Linked DNA regions of Homo sapiens: region 1 is linked to region 2. Evidence: chromatin contacts called from ENCODE Hi-C or POLR2A ChIA-PET data. All regions are on one chromosome and are shown on one strand. Each heading gives the region's core, a stretch centred on a gene start or an enhancer-like site at or near the end of the contact. The rest is flanking DNA. Distances are from core to core; before and after follow the strand shown.

Evidence for each region. A loop is a pair of places that touch in the nucleus more often than their neighbours do. ChIA-PET counts read pairs that join two places held with the same protein, here RNA polymerase II (POLR2A). Pooled maps may share reads with other maps.
Region 1: a pooled map shows a loop between it and region 2 (2.2-fold over the local background). The contact joins the promoter of HNF1A-AS1 here to the promoter of RNF10 in region 2. A Hi-C loop is called at or near these places in 1 of 50 pooled maps. POLR2A ChIA-PET finds 5 or more read pairs at or near these places in 4 of 52 experiments (AG04450, HepG2, activated CD4-positive, alpha-beta T cell and 1 more).

Annotation. Positions count from the first base shown.
Region 1 is chr12:120,970,146-120,977,094 of GRCh38, forward strand. HNF1A-AS1 (HNF1A antisense RNA 1) reads right to left here and starts at 2,147. Exons shown (of 1, transcript NR_024345.1): 1 at 1-2,147. RefSeq lists an enhancer at 2,740-3,267.
Region 2 is chr12:120,532,152-120,539,089 of GRCh38, forward strand. It overlaps RNF10 (ring finger protein 10), which reads left to right and starts at 2,205. Exons shown (of 17, transcript NM_014868.5): 1 at 2,205-2,817. The coding sequence starts at 2,661. It overlaps LOC128071547, which reads left to right and starts at 2,546. Exons shown (of 1, transcript NM_001414895.1): 1 at 2,546-2,806. The coding sequence starts at 2,546. The coding sequence ends at 2,806. RefSeq lists silencers at 2,103-2,256, 2,355-2,424.

The DNA.
Region 1 (6,949 bases), core at 897-3,396, 440 kb after region 2:
AGTTTTAAAAAAGTGAGTTGACAGGAGCAAAACTGCTAAGTAAATAATGCAAAAGGCAGTGGTGCTCAAATATGGGAAAATAATATGCAGGTGATACCAGAGTCTTGCCTTTGGGAAATGCAGACCCAGGTCCTTTTGTCTTTAGAGCTCACCGGCAATGCGAGGTGTTTCAGGTAGAAGGAACAGCATCAATGGGGTGTTGGCTAGTGTTTAACAGCTGGCTCTCTGAAAAAGCAAAATAAAACACACACACACCAAATCTGATGGTCTGTTTCCATGATGTGAGTACCTCCAGCTGGGCCGAACTGACATCACTGAACACAGTGGAAAGTGATGACTGCAGTTGTCTCTCCTGGGAGCTTCAACACAGTACAGGCTGACAAAAGTGGGCAGGGGGTAAGGGCAGGTGGTGGGAGTGGCCTCTACGCCAGAGAAGGGAATGGAGAGGTCAGGCTGGCTAGAGAGTGGGGTTGAGTCGTCCATGCCCTTGAATGCCAGGATGAGGGCTAAAGAGTCAAATGGAATGGGTGACTTCATATGCAGAAGTTTTTACAAGAGAAGAGAACTCAGTTTGGCCAAGAGAAGTGGGGTCGTCATGTTGGTAATCACGTAACAGTGATCGTTCAGTCATGCGGAATGCTTTCAAGGTGTTGGACACTGTTCATTTTTTATTTTTAGTTTTTGAGGCAGGGTCTCACTCTGTCGCCCAGGCTGGAGTGCAGTGGTGCAATCTTGGCTCACTGCAACCTCTGTCTCCTGGGTTCAAGCGATTCTTCTGCCTCAGCCTCCCTAGTAGCTCGGATTACAGTTGTTTGCCACCACGCCCGGCTAATTTTTGTATTTTTAGTAGAAATGAGGTTTCGCCATGTTGGCCAGACTGGTCTCGAACTCCTGACCTCAAATGATCCACCTGCCTCGGCCTCCCAAAGTGCTGGGATTGCAGGTGTGATCCACCACACCTGGCCGCTTGCAGGGTGTTGGACACTGTGGATATCACCTCATTCATTCTCCTAACAACCCAAGAGAAGAGGAACTGAGGCAAAGAGAAGTTAAGCAAGTTGCCCAAGGCCATACGGCTAGTAAACGGCAGAACGAGGCTCAAACCCAGGCACTCTGGCTCTAGAGTGTGTGTTCCTAACCACTGTGCTCTAGCACCTCGGAACCTTAGTCTCTTCATCTGCAAAATCAGCACTGAGGTGACAAGGCCAACGAGCAGAGGGTTGGAGTTACCCAGAACAACAACAACAACAAAAGTAATAGTAACACATATTTGGTCAAGGCTTAGATTCTGGCGTCATGGGGATCTGGGTTCAAATCCTAATTCTGCCTTAGCCGATTAGGGTCCCTATCCTCTTAAAGCCTTGGTTTCCTTATCTGTAAAATGGGGATATCATGAAGCTGTTAGATGTTAAATGAGAAAATGAATGAGAAAATTGCATGTACTGTCCATAAAGTTGAAAAGATAATAGGGGTGGGAAGGAGAACAGTCCGAGTTTGAATGCAGGTGGGCCCTGGGGCATTGTCTGGACTGAAGGACAAGGGTCAGTTGAATTGCCAAAGAGCTCTGAGACTGGCTGAAGGGACACTCGTCTTGTGCTAGCTGCTAAGACCAAGGGGAAGCCTGTGCCTCGCCCGAATTTTAGTCTTGCAAACAGCTGCTCACCCAGTAGGAGAGAATTGTGATAAAACTCATAGCCACCATTTCTTGAATATCTACTATGCCCCGGGACACAGCAGACTATTTTAGAGAATTTGCGAAGGAAACACAGTGACATCTGTTGGACACCTTGCAAACTACCAGCTCAGGATAGTTAAATTTGAATGTTAGATGGAGGGAACTTCCTTTCCACAATGACATGATTTTGTAAAGCTGAGTGTATGGCAGTTGTCATGATTAAAAGCAAGTGCCATGCAGAAGTTATTGTGTAACAGGAAATGAGATTAGATAGCGTCCAATCTAATCTCAAGGTTTGAGTAGCTGTGGACAGCCCAACAGGCACAGGCCTCCCGTTAGTACATCCATACGAGAAGTTAAGAATGAGTGAAAATAGTTTTTTTTTTTTTAATTTATGTGCATTATTTTTTTCAAGCAGCTACCTTGTTAGGACATACTTAATAGTTATCTTGGCCTACCTACTGCACTTACTAAACAACTGTTCACTTTTTAATTTTTAATTTTCAGATTTTTTTGAGACGGATTGTTACTCTATCGCCCAGGCTGGAGTGCAGTGGCGTGATCTCTGCTCACTGCAACCTCCGCCTCCCGGGTTCAAGCTATTCTCCTGCCTCAGCCTCCTGAGTATCTGGGACTACAGGTGTGCGCCACCACATCCAGCTAATTTTTGTATTTTTAGTAGAGATGGGGTTTTACCATGTTGGCCAGGCTGATCTGGAACTCCTGACCTCAGGTGATCCACCTGCCTCGGTCTCCCAAAGCGCTGGGATTACAGGTATGAGCTACCATGTCCGGCTGTTCCTTTTTTTTTTTTTCTTTTTCTTTTTTTTTTGAGACGGAGTTTCTCTCTGTCACCCAGGCTGGAGTGCAGTGTCATGATCTCAGCTCACTGCAACCTCTGCCTTCTGGGTTCAAGTGATTCTCCTGCCTCAGCCTTCCGACTAGCTGGGATTATAGGTGCCCACTGACAAGCCTGGCTAATTTTTGTATTTTTAGTAGAGACGGGTTTTCACCATGTTGGCCAGGCTGGTCTCGAACTCCTGACCTCAAGTGATCCACCCACTTCGGTCTCCCAAAGTGCTGGGATGACAGGCATGAGCCACTGCGCCCAGCCACTGTTCGCTTTTTTTCTCAGTGGTTCTCTAGTCCATTGCCTTAACCACTCACCATGACTACAGCTCTTATTTGCAGTGACTCTCAAGAATGCAAATGCAAATGCCATTCCTGACCTCGAGTTAATTCAGCTTTGTCCCCTGAGCATGGGGGAAAGGCAGGCTGGGGGCTGGAACTTTCTGCTTGTGTACCTATCTCTTTAGACTCTGGAGGCTCCTCCCCAATCTCTGTCATTCCCTCTCCAACCAAATCCACCTGCCGTCCCAGACTCAAATGCTCAGCCACCTAACTGCCTGAGGACCCAGCAGTTAATGAGTTTACATGCTGGGGGCAGGAGTCAGGGCCAACACTCCTTGGTTCCTCTGGCTCCCTGGAAAGGGAAAGTCACCAAGAGGCAGCTGCAGGCAGCAAAGAGAATAAGCAGGAGAACCTCAAAGCCACAAAGGGACAGCACACAGCATCTTCCCTGTTTAGCCTGGACTTGAGAATGCTGTCCCCAGCAGTAAGCTGCTCAACCTCAAAGCAACTTGCACGGGGGTTTACAAAAAAATGCACTTGGCCGGGCACGGTGGCTCACGCCTATAATCCCAACAGTTTGGGAGGCCGAGGTGGGTGGATCTTTTGAGGCCAGGAGTTTGAGACCAGCCTGGCAAACATGGTGAAACCCTGTCTCTACCAAAAATACAAAAATTAGCCAGGCATGGTGGTGTGTGCCTGTAGTCCCAGCTACTCAGGAGGCTAAGGTAGGAGGATTGCTCGAACCCAGGAGGCAGAGGTTACAGTGAGCTGAGATCGCACCACTGTACTCCAGCCTGGGTGACAAAGTGAGGCTCTGTCTCAAAAATAAAAATAAAACATAAATGCACTGGAGGAAAGAGGGTACCACTCTCCTTAAGGCGGGGGCTGCCAACTTGTCCTGCACAGCCCGTCCGCCTGCCTCAGGTGGACTTAAAGCCCAGCTCTGAGGGACTCTGAGCAGTCATTTAACCTCTCTGAGCCTCTCTTTCCTCCCCTGCAGAAGGGGGATTATAACAGTTCCTAATTCATGAGTTGTTCTTGGAGTGAAATACATTACTGGCCAGGTGAGATGGCTCATGCCTGTAATCCCAACACTTTGGGAGGCTGAGGTGAGAGGATTGCTTGAGCCCAGGAGTTCGAGACCAGCCTGGGCAACAAAGCAAGACCCCCATCTCTAAGAAAAGTAAATAAATAGGCAGGGTGCAGTGGCTCACCCCTGTAATCCCAGCACCTTGGGAGGACGAGGTGGGCAGATGGCTTGGGCTCAGGAGTTTGAGACCAGCCTGGGCAATGTGGCAAACTCTTGTCTCTACTAAAAAATACAAAAATTAGCGAGGCATGGTGGCACACGCTTGTAGTCCCAGCTATTGGAGAGGCTGAGGTGGGAGGATCACGGGAGCCCCAGAAGCATAGGTTGCAGTTTGCCAAGATTGTGCCACTGCACTCCAGCTCGGGCGACAGAAGGAGACCCTGTCTCAAAAAACAAACAAAAAAGATAAATATATAAATGAAGCTGGGCATGATGGTGCGTACCTGTAGTTCCAGCTACTTGGGATGCTGAGGTGGGAGGATTGCTTGAAGCCAGGAGTTCTAGGCTGAAGTGAGCTATGATCATGCCAGCCTGGGTGACAGAGTAAGAATCTGGCTCTTAAAAAAATAAAAAGTAAAATGGAACAGGTGAAGTTATTTTCTTTAATTTTTAAAATAAAAAGTTATTTTTATAAATAAAATTTTAATTTAAACCAAATTATTTTAAACTAAATATAACATTATATTTGTATAATATATAAATAATATTTTAATTAAATCTAATTTAAAATTATTCTAAATGTTAACTTTTTTTTTTTTTTTTTTTTTTTGAGAGGGAGTCTCGCTCTGTCGCCCAGGCTGGAGTACAGTGGCGCGATCTCGGCTCACTGCAAGCTCCGCATCCTGGGTTCACGCCATTCTCCTGCCTCAGCCTCCTAAGTAGCTGGGACTACAGGCGCCCGCCACCACGCCAGGCTAATTTCTTGTATTTTTAGTAGAGACGGGGTTTCACCATGTTAGGCAGGATGGTCTCAATCTCCTGACCTTGTGATCCGCCCACCTCGGCCTCCCAAAGTGCTGAGATTACAGGCGTGAGCCACCGCGCCCGGCCTAAATGTTAACTTTTAAATTGTCTTTTTTTTTTTTTTTTTTTTTTTTGAGACAGTGTCTTGCTGTATCACCCAGGCCAGAGTGCAGTGGCATGATCTTGGTTCACTGCCACCTCCGCCTCCCAGGTTCAAGTGATTTTCCTGCCTCAGCCTCCTGAGGTTAATTTTTGTATTTTTATTACAGATGGGGTTTCACCATATTGGTCAGGGTGGTCTCGAACTCCTGACCTCAGGTGATCTACCCACCTTGGCCTCCCAAAAGTGCTGGGATTACAGGCGTTAGCCACCACGCCCGGCCAAAATTTTCTTAATTTAAAAATTTAACTCAATATATTTTTTAAAAATTATCATTTCAAGAAGTGACATTAGCCATCTTTCAAGTGCTTGGTAGCCACATGTGGCTGGTGGGTGAGGGCAGGGCCTGTTTTTTTTTTTTTTTTTTTTTTTGAGACAGAGTTTTGCTCTTGTTGCCCAAACTGGAGTGCAATGGCGTGATCTCGGCTCACTGCAACCTCCGCCTCCTGGGTTCAAGTGATTCTCCTGTCTCAGCCTCCTGCGTGCATCACCATGCCCAGCTTTTTAAATTTTTAGTAGAAATGGGGTTTCATCATGTTAGCCAGGCTGGTCTCAAATTCCTGACCTCAGGTGATCCACCCACCTCGGCCTCCCAAAGTACTGGGATTACAGGCATGAGCCACTGTGCCTGGCCACAGGGCCTGTATTTAGATGTTTGCTATTTTGTTCAGCACAGATTATTTTACATTAGTTAAAAAATATTTTTTGAGGCCGGGCATGGTGGCTCACACCTGTAATCCCAGCACTTTGTGGGGCTGAGATGGGAGGATCTCTTGAGTCCAGGAGTTTGAGACCAGCCTGGGCAACATGGTGAAACTCCGTCTCTACCAAAAATACAAAAAAAAAAAAAAAAAAAATTAGCTGGGTGCAGTGGTGCACACCTGTAGTCCCAGCTACTCGGGAGGCTGAGGTAGAAGGATGATTTGAGCCCAGGAGGCGGAGGTTGCAGTGAGCCCAGATCATGCCATTGCACTCTAGCTTGGGCAACAGAGCCAAACCCTGTCTCAAAAAATAAAAATAAATAAAAATGAAAAAAAAAATCAGAATTGCACACATGAAATGGGTGAATTGTATGGTAAGTATATCTCAATAAAGCTACAACAATATTTTTATTGATTTACATACCATCAAACTCGCCCTTTTAAAATGTGCAATTCATTGGGTTTTAATAAAGTCACAGAGTTGTCCGATATCACCACAATCAATTGTAGAACATTTTTATCATCCTAAAGAAACCCAGCACCATGGAGTGGCCACTCCCCATTCCCTTCTCCCACCCAGGCCCTGACAACCACAAATCCACTTCCTGTCTCTATGGATTTGCCTGTTCTGGACATTTCAGATAAATGGACTCACACACTATGTAGTCTTTAGTGACCACTTTTTCACTTAGCATCATGTTTTCAAGGCTCATGCATGTTGTGGCATGTACTGGAACTCCATTCCTTTATATGACCAAATAATATACCATTGCATTGGCTGGATGCGGTGGCTCATGCCTGTAATCCCAGCACTTTGGGGGGCCAAGGCGAGGGCATCACCTAAGGTCAGGAGTTCGAGACTAGTCTGGCCAACATGGTAAAACCCCATCTCTACCAAAAATACAAAAATTAGCTGGGCGTGGTGGTACATACCTGTAGTTCCAGATACTCGGGAGGCTCAGGCAGGAGAATTGCTTGAACCCGGGAGGCGGAGGTTGCAGTGAGCCAAGATTGCACCACTGCACTCCAGCCTGGGCAACAGAGCGAGACCCCCATCTCAAAAAAAAAAAAAAAGAAAGAAAAAAATATATATGTCTATACCATTGCATGGTCAAGCCATATTTTGTTTATATATTCATCAGGTGATGAATATTTATGTTTTTTCCACTTTTTGGCTCTTGTGAATAATGCTGCTATGAGCATTCACGCACAAGTTTTTGTATAGACAT
Region 2 (6,938 bases), core at 955-3,454:
TGTTGCCCAGGCTGGAATACAGTGGTGCAGTCTTGGCTCACTGCAACCTGTGCCTTCTGGGTTCAAGTGATTCTCCTGCCTCAGCCTCCTCAGTAGCTGAGATTACAGGTGCGCACCACCACGCCTGGCTAATTTTTTTGTATTTTTAGTAGAGACGGGGTTTCACTATGTTGGTCAGGCTGGTCTCGATCTCCTGACCTGTTGATCCACCCGGCTTGGCCTCCCAAAGTGCTGGGGTTACAGGTGTGAGCCACCGTGCCCGGCCCCATATGCATGATTTTCTAAATCTCAGTCTGTATCTGTAAAATGAGGAACTGCTTGTCTCATAGGTAAGAACATCACTTGTTAGCTATGTGATAATAGGCAAATTATCTGGACTTTTGGAGTCCATTTACTCATCTTTAAATTTTATTTATTTAGGGACAGAGTCTTGTTGTGTTACCCAGGCTGGATTCATACTCTTGGGCTCAAGTGATCATCCCTCCTCAGCCTCCTGAGTAGCTGGGACTACAGGCACACTTAGTCTAAAATTTAGTTATTGAGAAGATTAAATGTGATAATGTTAACAGCTGTTAAATACAATTTATAGGAGCCCATTGTTTTGCACTGAGCTTCAGCACAGTAGACCAAACCAAAACAGAGTTACTCAAGGTGAATTTCTACCCAACCACGCCTAAACGAAATTGTTTATCTGACCTTCTGAGAAATCATCAAATCCCCAAACTGGTCAGTTTTACCCCACATAAGGAAGTCCATTCTGCTTAAACCTTTACAAGAAAAGTAATTTTGAAATGACTAATCTGCTTTTTGTTCTCTGTTTCTACTTTTTAAAAAAAAGTTTAGACAGGGTCTCCCTCTCTGTCACTCATACTGGAGTGCACTGGCACGATCGTATCTCACTGCAACCTCCAACTGCTGGGCTCAGGTGATCCTCCCACCTCAGTTTCCTGAGTAGCTAGAACTACAGGTGTGCAGCCACAGCCACTATGCTTGGCTAATTTTTTTTTCTTTCTCTCTTTTAAATTAAAGTTAGTTTTATTCAAACTATTTTATTCAGAGCCCAGCTAATTTTTGTATTTTTAATAGGGTCGGGATTTTGCTATGTTGGCCAGGCTGGTCTTGAACTCCTGGCCTCAAGTGATCTGCCCCCTCCTCAGACTCCCAAAGGGCTGGAATTACAGGTGTGAGCCACCACGCCCGGCTGCCCAACTAATTTTTTAAAAAATATTTTTATTCTTTAGAGACAGGGGTCTCGCTATATTCCCCAGGCTGGTCTGGAACTCCTGGCCTCCAAGGATCCTTCCACCTCTGCCTCCCAAAGTGTTGGGATTACACGCATGAAACACTGCTTATGGCCTGTTTCCGCCTCTGTCTCCTGGGTAATGGGGACCACAGGTGCGCACCGCCACGCCAGGCTAAAGAAATAAAGTGATGTACTGTATGAAGAAGTGCCGTAAAGTGATATTAAATGTAAGGTATTGTCATTATTAACGTTATTATTATTATTCCTAATATGAGATAGACTAAAGGCCATAAATCAATTGGTATTAACGCTAGAATAAGAACCATAAATTGGCCGGGCGCGGTGGCTCACGTCTGTAATCCCAGCACTTTGGGAGGCCGAGGTGGGCAGATCACGAGGTCAGGAGATCAAGACCATCCTGGCTAACACGGTGAAACCGTGTCTCTACTAAAAATACAGAAAATTAGCCGGGCGTGGTGGCGGGCGCCTGTGGTCCCAGCTACTCGGGAGGCTGAGGCAGGAGAATGGCGTGAACCCGGGAGGCGGAGCTTGCAGTCAGCCCAGATCGCGCCACTGCACTCTAGCCTGGGCGACAGAGCGACTCCGCCTCAAAAAAAAAAAAAAAGAACCATAAATCAAACGAGTCTATAAAGGAGTTCCACAGGTATTCCAATGTTTGGCTACATTATTATCAGTGTATATTATTATTGTTACTGTATTTTTAGTGTACTAAGTGAAAAACCTGGACTTGGAGCAACTGCAAGTCCCATTATTTTGAATGCCCTCACAGTGGGGTTGGGGCGGAGGTGGGGGAGGAAATAAAAAAAACAAAACCAAAACAAACAAACAAACAAAAACCAAAAAACAAACCACGAGACCCGGATGTAGGCAAAAACTACATTTCCCAGAATACCTCACCCCCTCTCCACTATATATACAGTCCATCCGGGTTCTTTGAGATGCTGTTTGGCGACTCGTCGCCATTCCCGGAGCAGGTCGGCCTCGGCCCAGGGGCGAGTATCCGTTGCTGTGTCGGAGACACTAGTCCCCGACACCGAGACAGCCAGCCCTCTCCCCTGCCTCGCGGCGGGAGAGCGTGTCCGGCCGGCCGGCCGGCGGGGCTCGCGCAACCTCCCTCGCCTCCCCTTCCCCCGCAGCCTCCGCCCCGCCAGGCCCGGCCCGGACTCCCGAGCCCCGGCCTCCTCGTCCTCGGTCGCCGCTGCCGCCGGGCTTAACAGCCCCGTCCGCCGCTTCTCTTCCTAGTTTGAGAAGCCAAGGAAGGAAACAGGGAAAAATGTCGCCATGAAGGCCGAGAACCGCTGCCGCCGCCGACCCCCGCCGGCCCTGAACGCCATGAGCCTGGGTCCCCGCCGCGCCCGCTCCGCTCCGACTGCCGTCGCCGCCGAGGCCCCCGTTGATGCCGCTGAGCTCCCCCAACGCCGCCGCCACCGCCTCCGACATGGACAAGAACAGCGGCTCCAACAGCTCCTCCGCCTCTTCGGGCAGCAGCAAAGGGCAACAGCCGCCCCGCTCCGCCTCGGCGGGGCCAGCCGGCGAGTCTAAACCCAAGAGCGGTAAGGACGGGCCTGCGGCAGTGGGCGGGGGCGACTGCCCCTGCTGCTGGGGAGAGTCGTTGCTCTCATCGGCTGGGTTACTCGGGGACAGGCTCCACTTTCTTTTATAGCTCCTACCTGCCCTTTTCCATGGCTCTCATTTGCAGTTACATTAATGAGCGCTGTGCTGCGTGGTTTACGTGGATCATTTACATTAATACTCAAAACTGCTCGATTAAGCAGGTGCTGTTCTTATCGCCATTTTGCATATGATGAGAAAGGGTAAGGTCACCCAGCTAGTATTTGGCTCACAGCAGGCCTTAAGACTTGGTTTGTGTGACTCATCAGTCCACGCTCCTAAAACCACTAAGTTGTTCTACCCTTTAATGTTGAATTAACATTGGATAGTGTTCAAGTTTAGATGGGTGGGTGAGGGCCCAAGGACCTTTCAAACTCAGATCTCTTATTTAATAACCTGGTCCCAGATCCATTCCTCTGTCGAAGAGGAAGTCATCCTTCAGTGGCTATTCATTGTGGGGTTAAGAGCGCAGACTATGAATTCAGTCTTTTTGGGTCCCAGTTTGCCAGACCTTGAGTGAGTGCCCCGAGTTTACTTACTTGTAAAGGTAGGTGGAGGTAATATAATTAAATAAACTTAAAAAACTAATTAAAAACAAAACAAATGAACTAAGGTCTTAGGATATCTGGCGTCTATTTTGCGCCAAATACACATAATGTCTATTGTTGTGTGTTGGACTATAGGATTGTCCTTTAACAGGGAAGGTTTTATTTCTGTAATCAAGTCTGTCAATATTATGACCATGTTGATAATAGCTACCTTTAATTGAGGGCTTACCATGTGCCAAGTACTAGGTGAAGTTTTTACCTCTGTTTTCACTGTGCCAGTCACTGACTTGTCTACCAGGGTGAAATTGTTCATATTTAAAGAAGGAATAAACTGAGCAGGTAGGATGTTAGGAGTTGGCAGAGGCTAGAGTCCCGGTGTTCTTCATTTTATTTCGAAGTTTGTACTAATCTCTGCTCTCTTTTGTATTTCAGTCACATTAGCAGTAATAGGAAGGTGTTTTCAGCGACAGTGGGGATGTTGTGGCAGAGAGGGAAATATTTGAAGTCCCTAAATGTGGAGGTCCAGTTTAAAACTTGTCAAGATTAAAAAAACTGTTTAGAGTGAGACCGGGCGCGGTGGCTCATGCCTGTAATCCGAACACTTTGGGAGGCTGAGGTGGGAGGATAGCTTGAGCCCAGGAGTTTCACACCAGCTTGGGCAAGATAGTAAGACCCTCGTCTCCATAAGAAAAAAAAAAAATTAGCCGAGTGTGGTGGCACACACCTGTAACCCTACCTACTTGGAAGGGTAAGGTGGGAGGATCGCTTAAGCTCAAGGAAGTTGAGGCTGCGGTGAGCTATATCACGATACTGCATACCATCCAGCCTGGGTAACAGAGACCCCCATCTCTAAACAGTAAAAAGAAAACTAAGGCTGACTTAAAACAAACAAAAAAAACAGAAAATTGTAAGGTCTGCTAACTCGCTCAGAGTTCACCTGCTGGATATGGCAAACTTGTTTACCTGGTGTGAGACCATTGGAGTATGGGTTCTCGGGCCGTGTCAGGAAATGGCATGTATGCAGACTGATTTTGCAGTTCTGCACATGCGTAGCTTTGCCATAGATCCCTCAAAAGATAGAAGGTAACCAGTCCTTTTGGTCAGTGTTGGAACTGGTTTAGAGTGGTCTGTTCAAAGCAATTGATAAGTAAGTTTATTTTTGTACTCTATTCCCAGATGTATGTTAAGGATTTGGTTCTCCAACTGTGAATTCTCAACTAATTTTTCTGGGGCTCCTCTTTAAGCCACTAACATACATTCATTAGTCAGTTGCAATAAATGCCTTAAGTTTATTTCTTAGCAGTAGGTGAAAGCTTGTGACAACTTAAAATAAAACAAACAAACAGGTATTTAAGGAATTTTACTGCTATGTCCTTCACTTTGAATATGTTGGTTAGTGGAATTAACTCTGATTACCCAACAAGATGATACAGAATTCTATAGTAGTTTGACCAAAGCAAGTATTTGTCATTGTTAACATTTCAAATGGGCTGGGTGGCTATAATCCCAGCACTTTGGGAGGCTGAGGCAGGCCGATTACTTGAGCCCAGGAGTTCGAGACCCTGTCCTACAAAAAAATAAATGAGCCGGGCGTGGTGGCACGCACCTGTAGTCCCAGCTGTGAAGAGGCTGAGGCAGGGGAGGAGGAAGAGCACTTAAACCCAGAAGTTCGAGGTTGCAGTGAGCCACGATCACTCCACTGCACTCTAGCCTGGGTGGCAGAGTGAGACCCCGTCTCAAAACAAGAAAACTTCTGTAAAAACTCATGTAGGCCGGGTGCGGTGGCTCACGCCTGTAATCCCAGCACTTTGGGAGGCCGAGGCAGGTGGATCATCTGAGTTCAGGAGTTTGAGACCAGCCTGGCCAACATGGTGAAGCCCCGTCTCTACTAAAAGTACAAAAAATTAGTCCGGCGTGGTGGTGCGCACCTGTAATCCCAGCTACTCGGGGGGCTGAGGCAGGAGAATCCCTTGAAACCGGGAGGCGGAGGTTGCAGTAAGCCAAGATTGCACCATTGCACTCCAGCCCGTCTAAAAAAACAAAAACTCATGTAAAGGCCCTTTGTTAGATTTTACAAATAACACATATGTGCCTTGAGGCAGCATTCTTTTTTTTTTGTTTAATGTGTGTGTTAGAAAGCTTGACCATGTTTGCCACCGCCAGTGTCTGCTTTTCTGGCTTCTGCTGTGCGTGTTCGTTTAGCAAGGAAGGATGGGCTTTGTAGCCAAATCCATGCTTCTTCACTAGCCATAATCCACTGCTTGCATTTAGGAACAAATTAAAAGGCAGGATATGTGGAGATTAAAAGGTTAGGAAACTGGATATTGGCTGATTTTTAAAGTTGAAACTAAGCTGCCTTAGGAACGTAACAGCTAAGACCAGTGCTACTACAGCAGATACTCAGGAGCTCTGATGCAGTGACTTCACGATGAGATGGTTGCTCTAACAAAAGGGTACACTCAAGCTCCGCATAATCCCATAAAAAGATTTCTGCAGTATCTCATAAGCTGAACACTTCATATACTTGATTCTGCTGGGAATCATTGAAAGGACCTCTTGAATTACAGAGTACTGAGTTGAGGGGAAAACAAGCGTAAGGTGAAAAGATAGTTTATCTTTTGTCAAGGTGAAAAGAGCAAGAGTTTTCAGTATTCAAATATTTAAGTCACTTTTTTTCTCCCCCTTTTCTACCTCGTGGAAGAAAGCCCTTTGGTTTCTATTCTGTAAACTGTCATTAATGGCCATTTGCTTCCTAGCTACATGATTAATTTCTTTGAGATTTTGTTCCAGTGGCTGGCTTAAATTTGCCCTTCATTTGTACACAGGAAATATGTAAATTTGGCTACCAGGATTTTCTTGATCTTTCCGGCTAGAGTCGCATACCACAGTTTCTTTGCCTGGGCTAATTGCCTGAACATTTATATAACATTCCTTTTCTTGATTATATTCCTACAGCTTCATTCCAGTAGTGTTAATAGGTATTTCTGAGAACATGCAGCAGTAAATATCCTGTGAATATAGCTCAGAGGAGAGAAGGTGGGTTAGAAAGTGGGGAAAGTCATTTAGAGGGAGCAAAGAAAGAGAGGCAAGAGAGAAGGTAGGCCGTTTATGGGCAGGCAGTGGACTCTGGCCAGGAACCAGGCTCTTGTCCCATCCCCCTGGGCCGATAGAACTGCCAGGGAGGTTAAGGGAAGGTCAGGTATTATGAGGCAGTTATTTTGAGGTTGGTGGTATGAAGCACTGCCCTGGCATTCTTCCTGTTATTCTGGTACCAGAAACCAGGTTACTAGTGGTAATCTGCCTTGAAGAATGCCTCTGAGCTGTAAATGGACCTGGAGATTTTAATGGCTTTGAAAATTGAGGTGATTTGAAGCCTTCAGTAAAACCACTTAGAGAAATTAAAAGAATTTCAGGGCCCGTTGGCTGGATTCCTTGGTTTATATGGCTTCATTGGAAGTCTAGTGGGTGCTCTTGACAGGAACGCTTTGGATTTATTAATGATAGGCTTTCAAATC